Regions from separate parts of the Homo sapiens genome. Here regions 2 and 3 are each linked to region 1. A link is a contact called in ENCODE Hi-C or POLR2A ChIA-PET data. All regions are on one chromosome and are shown on one strand. Each heading gives the region's core, a stretch centred on a gene start or an enhancer-like site at or near the end of the contact. The rest is flanking DNA. Distances are from core to core; before and after follow the strand shown.

Region 1 (2,700 bases), core at 33-2,532:
CATGGTAGTTTTAGTGGAGAAATGACAGGCTTTGGAGCCAAATGAACCTAGGATCCTAATCCTGACTGTACCCTTGACCTTGTCATCTTAAGCAACAATCTTACTTCTCTCTGCCACAGTTCCTTGAACTGTACAAATTGGAACAATAACATCCACCTCATAAGTTATTGGGATGATTTCAGTGCAATAGTGTGTATAAAGTAGCTATGCCTGATGCAAAGTGGACACCCGACAAATGTTAGTTATCTTACCTTTCCTGATACCTGACCACAGACTAATTATTTGGAATGAGGACTGTCCTAGAAAACCCAGTTTGTATGCTTGCTGTCTTGAGAGATTCAGTTCCTTGTTTTTCCATTGAAGGAATTGCTAGGTTTCCGAGGATAGTTTGTCTTGCAGTGTATTCTGAGCCCTGCCATAGGAATCCTATCACAGCTCTATGTGTATGTTTTCTATCCACCTGAAGAAGCAGGCCAGAGCAGCCTACAGGAAACATTTTCTTTTTCTTTTCTCTTTTTTGAGACTGAGTCTTACTCTGTGGCCCAGGCTGGAGTACAATGGCGCAATCTCGGCCCACTGCAACCTCCGCCTCCCGGGTTCAAGTGATTCTCCTGCCTCAGCCTCCCGAGTAGCTGGGATTACAGGCGCCTGCCATCATGCCCGGCTGATTTTTGTATTTTTGTAGAGACGGGGTTTCACCGTGTTGGCCAGGCTGGTCTCGAACTCCTGACCTCAGGTGATCCACACGCCTCGGCCTCCCAAAGTGCTGGGATTACAGGCGTGAGCCACCGCACCTGGCCAGGAAACATTGTCATTGCAGCCCAGCTACAAAATGATTCTTCTCTTCCTCCTTGGAGGGGGAGAAATCATGAGTGTGCCAAGTTTAAAACAGAAGAGTAAAGGGTCTCTGGCGTCCAGTCTGGGAATGCCAGCTTCAGCCTGACTTGGAAAGCTCTCTTGTTCCCTGAAGCACCTCCATGTTTGTTCTGAATGTGGAGCCAGTCGAGATTCTCCTTACTGGGACCTACACTGATGACTGATCTCTTGGGCTCACAGCCCTGCTCAATGACCTCATGATGTGTGAGGGCCTCAGCCATTTCTTGACAGTCATGAAAAGGTGTCTCCTAGGAAGCCGGGCCTGTTTATCCAGAGGTTAGTTGTAGGCAGGGGAGACAAAGAGGACAGGTAAAGGGACTTGATTTTAAAATCAACTCCTTCCAGAGTTGTTCTTCTAGCCCTTTCTGATCTGATGTATGAAATTTGTACAGAGGTGGAATCGTTTCTGCCATTTTTCACACACAAGTTGGTGCACATTCCTAATATGAATTAAAAATAAATATGCCATGTGTACACAGGGATGAGTCAACATTGCATGCAGCCAGCCATGGCCACTGGGAGAAGAGTCAGACATGGGCCATGGAGCTGCAGGCTCACCTGCCCCCGGCTGAGTCAGGACCGAGCACAGGACTTGACAGAGGAGGCATCGCAGCAAGGTCAGGTGCCTCCCGTGCTTCTTATGGGCCCACCTGGTCCCAGCATGAGTGCTTCTCCCAGGAGGCATTTTTTTGTCTCTCGACTTTTTCTTTCTTTCTTTTTTTTTTTTCTTAAAAAACTGATTACAGAAACTGTAGGCCAAGTGCAGTGGCTCATGCCTGTAATCCCAGCACTTCAGGAGGCCAAGGCAGGAGCATCACTGGAAGCCAACAGTTTGAGATCCAGCCTGGGCAACGAACAAGACTCCATATCTACAAAAAATAAATAAATAAATAAATAAATTAATTAATTAAATAAATAAATAAATAAAATAACAGGTGCCTATGGTTTCAGCTACTTGGGAGAGGAGGGAGGATTGCTTCAGCCCAAGAGTTCAAGGCTGCAGTAAGCTATGATTGCACCACTGCACTCCAGCCTGGGCGACAGAGTGAGATCCTCTCTCTAAAAAAAAAAAATTTTTATTTTTTTTTTTTTTGAAACAGAGTCTTGCTTTGTCGCCCAGGCTGGAGTGCAGTGGCGCGATCTCGGCTCACTGCAGCCTCTGCCTCCTGGGTTCAAGCAGTTCTCTGCCTCAGCCTCCTGAGTAGCTGGGGTTATAGGCGCCTGCCACCACACCCGGCTAATGTTTGTATTTTGAGTAGAGACGGGGCTTCACCATCTTAGCCAGGCTGGTCTTGAACTCCTGACCTCATTATCTACCCACCTCAGCCTCCCAAAGTACTGGGATTACAGGCATGAGCCACCATGCCCGGCCAAAAATTTTTTTAAAATAATAAATAATAATAAAAAATATAAAATACAAAAAAATAATTAGGAAACAGCTGGGCACAGTGGCTCAAGCCTGTAATCCCAGAACTTTGGGAGGCCGAGACGGGTGGATCACTTGAGGTCAAGAGTTCCAGACCCGCCTGGCCAACATGTTGAAACCTCATTCTACTAAAAATACAAAAATTAGCTGGGCATGGTGGCACATGCCTGTAATCCCAGCTCCTTGGGATGCTAAGGCACAAGAATCACTTGAGCCCGGGGGGCAGAGGTTACAGTGAGCTGAAAGCATGCCACTGCCCTACAGCCTGGGCAACAGAGTGAGACTCCATCTCAAAAAAAAAAAAAAATTGTGGGAAACATATAGAAAAATATAAAGTAACAGAAGAGTCCCCTATAGCCTGACTACCCAGAGACAGCGTGGTTAACATTTTGTCGTGA
Region 2 (2,700 bases), core at 6-2,505, 71 kb before region 1:
CTGGTTCTCCTGTCTGTAGGCTTCTGAAAGCTTTGCTGCCCTAAATTCCTGTCCTTGGTCTCTGTTGGGACCATGCCTACTGACTGATGCTAACCTCGGGGTCTCTTCTGTCCCCTAGTGATTCAAACCAGCTATCCTGAAACTGCTTCCACCTGGGCAGACCAGGGACCACAGGAACCAGAGAAATGAAAAGTATCACTTGAGAACTAAATTGGGGTGTTTTGCTTTTCCCCTCCTCCTAGGTTGTGTGTGTGTGTGTGTGTGTGTGTGTTTCTTGCTAAAATGCAGCAAAGGAAGGGGAAACAAATACAACAGTGCACGGCAGAGTCCCTGCTAATAAATGTATATAAAAGAACTGAGTGCTGCTTCTCCAACATAACTTCCAGGTCTGAATACTTTGTTTTCTGCAGATTTTCAACAGGTGTCAGTTACACTTTACCTGGCCCTAAAGTGAAAAGCTCTACATGCTTGGTTTGGTTTATCCATAGGATCTAGACTAGACTAGACTAGAGGATTGACGCAGTGAAAATGTTTACTCCTCTAATTAAGCAGAATTAAGGTCTGGGCTCAAAACTGTCTTGAGCTGTGCTAGGCATAATTGAGATGCATGGACTTTGTGTAAATAATGTACTTCTAATTGGCTTTGATTAAGTGCAAATTAGAATCACACTTCACTCCAGTGTGATTTACATTCCTAAGCCCTTTTACTAACTGAAGTACTGTGGGTGGCCGATAAGGCTTGTTTATCCAGGAGACAAGAGACTAGGAGCTAGGAGCTGCGGATCTGCAGTTTCCCAAAGGTAAAGGAGCCTGCAGCTGAGCCTCGAGTTTCTCATGTCTTCCCTCCCATCTCCAGTCCCTACTTTAGGCGAATCAGCTTTAGTCCTCTAAATTCTAAAGCTCTACCAATTTTTTTTTAGTTTCAAGACTTAGCTTACACACACACTCAAGTTACGTGAATACATGAATATTGCAGTTTGTCTTGTGAAACCTCAGACCTAAAACCAGCCCCAGGCTTTGACTGTCAATATCATGACACCTTTTTACTCATGGACCAGAAACATTTCATAAAGGAAACAACTGGTGGGAAGTTTTTTCCAGAGAGTTCCCAGTGTGTGAGTGTGAGTCAACAGACTGCTACAAAGTAGCTTAAACTCTGCACACATCTTCCTCTGGGATTTCTTTGCAGCTTTCAAAGGGTAGATCTTTGCAACCATCCCTTGGGGAGCCTGCAGGGCGGGGTGCGGAGGGTCTGCGGGGGTGGGGCGCTGCCGAATATGAGACATTTCCTCTTGCTTCTGAGTTCTCTGAATCTGCATTTGAAAGTTATCGTGAGCAGATGAAGCAGAGGTTGCTGGGTTTATACTGATGTCTGCGCCCACTCCTGTGCTGGTGAAGTCTGGCGTGTGGAGAGGCCTCTGGTTATTGGGAGGCTGGTAAATGGCCAGCAGGATAGAAATCCGACGTGGTGTTTATGACCCTGGAGGCCATCGATAACTGGACCTAGAAGGGTTTCTCCAGATTTTCTCACGTTAGCATGCTGCTGCTTGGTGCACGACCAAAAAGTAACATGTCAGAATAGGGATTTTCACACCAGCAGAGAGTGCTAACAGTGTGCCAGGATCTGTGGGCACGCTGTTAGCAGGGCTAAGTTAAATACTCGCTTTACACCGTTGTGAAGGCAGCTCCCAGGGCAGCCAGAGGAGCATGTCACCTTCAGAGTAGGTTGGACTGTAAATATGTTTGGTCTCTAAACTCTGCCACGGGCTTACCAGAGTGAGAAGTTAGCATATTGAGGCAAATTACACTACAGAGATCCTGGCCAGGGTGAGGAAAGACAGAGAATGCTTTCTAGGACCTTTATACTGCATTCATTCATTTATTCATTCACTGAAACTTTATGGGCCACCTACTGAGCCAGACACCAGAGATGCAACTAGAAAGATGCCATGGTCTTTACACCTAAAGAGCTCTATGGAGGCCAGGCGTGGTGGCTCGCGCCTGTAATCCCAGCACTTTGGGAGGCTGAGGTGGGTGGATCACAAGGTCAGGAGATCGAGACCATCCTGGCTAACACGGTGAAACCCCGTCTCTACTAAAAATACAAAAAATTAGCCGGGCGTGGTGGCGGGCACCTGTAGTCTTAGCTACTGGGGAGGCTGAGGCAGGAGAATGGCGTGAACCCGGGAGGCAGAGCTTGCAGTGAGCCGAGATCGCACCACTTCACTCCAGCCTGGGCAACAGAGCCAGACTCTTAAAAAAAAAAAAAACTCTATGGAGTTGGGGAACAGATCTCTATAGAGATAAATGAGAACCAAATGTGGTAGATGCTGCAGCAGAGAGGAGGAAGCCTGCGGTAGGGGCTGTCTTGGGGAAAATTGTCTGCCATACTGCATTTGTTCAGAGCAACGTGGAGTCAGCTTGAGGGCCACATGCTGTTCCAAGAAAGTGTACTTTGCAGGGCGTGGTGGCTCACACCTCTAATCCCAGCACTATGGGAGGCTAAGACAGGAGGATTACTTGAGCCCAGGAGTTCAAGACCAGCCTAAGCAACATAGTGAGACCTCGTCTCTATGAAAAATCAAAAAATTAGCCAGGCATGGTGATGGGCACCTACAGTCCCAGCTACTACTGAGGCTGAGGCAGGAGGATCACTTGAGCCCAGGAGGTGGCGGCTACAGTGAGCCAAGATGGCATCGT
Region 3 (2,700 bases), core at 197-2,696, 120 kb before region 1:
CTTCTAGGAAAAGTTTCAGAATGTGTTTCTTTGCTGTTGTTAATTGCAAAATCAATAGACCTCCCTCCCAGGGAGAGGAGTTTCCTTCTCCTTTGGTGGGCTTCCCTCTAGCAATTCAGGAGCTGCTAGAAGCAGATTAACACCTACAGTTCCAGACCAGCTTAGAGCTCACTTCATTTCCCACTGTGCAGCATTTCACCAACCCATGGACCTATAGCTAGTCATTCCTGCCTGTCCTGCGCCAGGGCCTTTTCCAGCCAGCAGTCTTCCCACTGACTGTTAGAACTATACCCTCTGGCTCAGGCTTTTTCCAGAAAAAAAAAAAAAAAAAAAAATCATAGTACTGCTTCGCATTTTCTCTCAACTTCACATTTCCTCACAAAGCACTAGGCTTTGTCCTAAGCACTTTATTTATTTACTTATTTATTTATTTATTGAGACGGAGTCTCGCTCTGTCACCCAGGGAGGAGTGCAGTGGCATGATCTCGGCTCACTGCAACTTCCACCTCCTGGGTTCAAGCAATTCTCCTTCCTCAGCCTCCCGAGTAGCTGGGACTATAGGCGCACGCCACCACTCCTGGCTAAGTTTTGTATTTTAGTAGAGACAGGGTTTCACCACATTGGCCGGGCTGGTCTCAAACTCCTGACCTAAGATGATCCGCCCACTTCGGTCTTCCAAAGTGCTGGGATTATAGGCGTGAACCACCACGCCTGGCTGTCTGCCCCCCGCCTGTCCTAAGCACTTTAAATGTGTCAACTCATTTGGTCTCTTTGAAAAGAGTGGCCAGGTGAAGGCTGAAGGACCGGATAAGTGTAGTTTCCAGAATCCTTCTTGGCTAGTTATAGTCTAAGACTTGCAGACAGGCAGCCTGGGAAGATCTCAAACAAGTAACCTTCAATGAAAATGTACAGTTTTGAGAATTTCGATATTTGACAGATGATTGAGCCACTCGAGTTGCTTATGCATGAATGTGCTTGTTTAGCAGGTAGAGTTATTATTCTCTTATGTTCAAATTTATTAACAAGGGCTTAATTTCATTCCAAACAGATTGTGAGGTGACTACGTAGTACAGAAGTACAGTGAAATATGAGATTCCTGAGCCTTTAGTGGATGCTGAGCTGGAGACCCCCGTTAGTGCTACCTCTTTCTAAACAGCGCCAGCCATGAAGCTTTTGACCTTTTCACCTTTAAACTTTGTTTGAACTTGGAAAGAAGACTTTTGAATTGTTTAAAAAAAAAAAAAAGGAGAAGAAGGAGAAAGAAAGACAAGGGAAAAAAATGGTTAGGGAGGCTGCAAAAGAGATGTGGAGACTGGGGGAAAAGGACTGATTATATGTTAGCTTAACAGTAATACTAGGAAAATAATCCTCCTCTTGTCTAGGAGTTTCTGCTACTGGGAGCCACAGGGTAATCAGCTCACATGACATACCCAGAGGCGAATGCTAGCCTGTGCTGTTTTTGAACATACTCAAACAAAGGCTGATTATCCAAACAAGAATTTGGACTGCAGCAGTCGGACCAGTTAAATTATAGTTAGTAAAACTTGGTGCCTTGTGAGCTTGGAATGTTACAATTGCAGCTGGATCTTCGTTTGTCAGGCAGCCTTACTGCACAATAAAACCAGAGATTTTTATCTCCGCAGGACTCAGTTTAACTCCTTGGGTGCAAACAGAAAAGTGCCAGCTATCATACGTCAGAATCCTGGCAACATCTGTCCCCACTCCTGTCAGAGTTCATGAGGCAGTGGCATTTTCGTGGTGTTCTGTAGGAAAGTGGGAGGACAGGGGCAAGTTGCTCTTCTTCTTAGATCTTATGTTGGAGATAATAATTTTTATTTATTCGTTACTTTAACAACATTTTTTGTTTTGAGATGGAGTCTCGCTCTGTCACCCAGGCTGGAGTGCAGCGGTGTGATCTCAGCTCACTGCAACCTCTGCCTCCCAGGTTCAACCAATTGTCCTGCCTCAGCCTCCTGAATAGCTGGGACTATAGGCACCCGCCACCATGCCTGGCTAATTTTTTTGTATTTTTAGTAGAGACGGGGTTTCACTGTGTTAGCCAGGGTGGTCTCGATCTCCTGACCTCGTGATCCACCCGCCTCGGCCTCCCAAAGTGCTGGGATTACAGGCGTGAGCCACCGCATCCGGCCACTGTAACCTTTATTAAGTGTTACTATGGACAAAGCCCTGTGTTAGTACTCTACTTATATACAAATGGCTATAAAAAGATGGTATAAAGTAGTCAATTGTAAATAGGTTTCAAAATGTTGTAAGTGGAGGGATGATGGAGAAGGTAAAAAAAAAAAAGGCTTTTTGGAGAAGGTATGATTTGAGCTGACTTTGTGGGAAAGTAGGATTGAATCTTTAAATGTGGCTCTAAAAGTGGTTTTATGCAGCAGGAACAACACAAAGGAAAAATTGGAGGCAGGAAAGTTGGATCCTGGATGTGAAGGGAGGTAATAAAAGAGAAGACTGAAAAAGTAGAATAGCCTCTGCATAGCGGACTTAGGATGCCAGGCCTGAGAGTGGACTTCCTTTGGTAAAGCAAGAGGAAGCCATTAAAAAGTTATCTTTTTTACATAGCTGTCAAATAATAATAAGTTAACATGTATTGAAAGGTTACCATACTGAGAGGTGAAGCCAGCTGGACTTCTGGGTAGAGTGGGGACTTGGAGAACTTTTCTGTCTTACAAGAGGATT

The links. Hi-C counts contacts between places; a loop is a spot of excess contacts on that map. ChIA-PET counts read pairs that join two places held with the same protein, here RNA polymerase II (POLR2A). Pooled maps may share reads with other maps.
Region 2: a loop to region 1 is called in a map of mesothelial cell of epicardium, with 24 times the contacts of the local background. The contact joins two enhancer-like sites. A Hi-C loop is called at or near these places in 1 of 168 maps with a recorded cell type or tissue (mesothelial cell of epicardium). POLR2A ChIA-PET finds 5 or more read pairs at or near these places in 3 of 52 experiments (HepG2, WTC11 and activated naive CD4-positive, alpha-beta T cell).
Region 3: a loop to region 1 is called in a map of Caco-2, with 2.9 times the contacts of the local background. The contact joins two enhancer-like sites. A Hi-C loop is called at or near these places in 2 of 168 maps with a recorded cell type or tissue (Caco-2 and DLD1) and 1 of 50 pooled maps. POLR2A ChIA-PET finds 5 or more read pairs at or near these places in 3 of 52 experiments (BJ, T-cell and naive thymus-derived CD4-positive, alpha-beta T cell).

The regions. Positions count from the first base shown.
Region 1 is chr17:61,355,494-61,358,193 of GRCh38, forward strand. All of the region lies in intron 22 of BCAS3 (BCAS3 microtubule associated cell migration factor), which reads left to right. Among named protein-coding and RNA genes, the nearest start is that of TBX2-AS1, 43 kb to the right of the region's middle. RefSeq lists an enhancer at 1,215-1,509. Within about 2 kb of position 1,283, at least 4 of the 41 ENCODE cell types and tissues checked have a DNase peak (open chromatin) inside an H3K27ac peak, as active enhancers do.
Region 2 is chr17:61,284,988-61,287,687 of GRCh38, forward strand. The region is part of intron 22 of BCAS3 (BCAS3 microtubule associated cell migration factor); the gene reads left to right. Among named protein-coding and RNA genes, the nearest start is that of TBX2-AS1, 110 kb to the right of the region's middle. Within about 2 kb of position 1,256, at least 2 of the 41 ENCODE cell types and tissues checked have a DNase peak (open chromatin) inside an H3K27ac peak, as active enhancers do.
Region 3 is chr17:61,234,470-61,237,169 of GRCh38, forward strand. The region is part of intron 22 of BCAS3 (BCAS3 microtubule associated cell migration factor); the gene reads left to right. Among named protein-coding and RNA genes, the nearest start is that of BCAS3-AS1, 100 kb to the left of the region's middle. Within about 2 kb of position 1,447, at least 6 of the 41 ENCODE cell types and tissues checked have a DNase peak (open chromatin) inside an H3K27ac peak, as active enhancers do.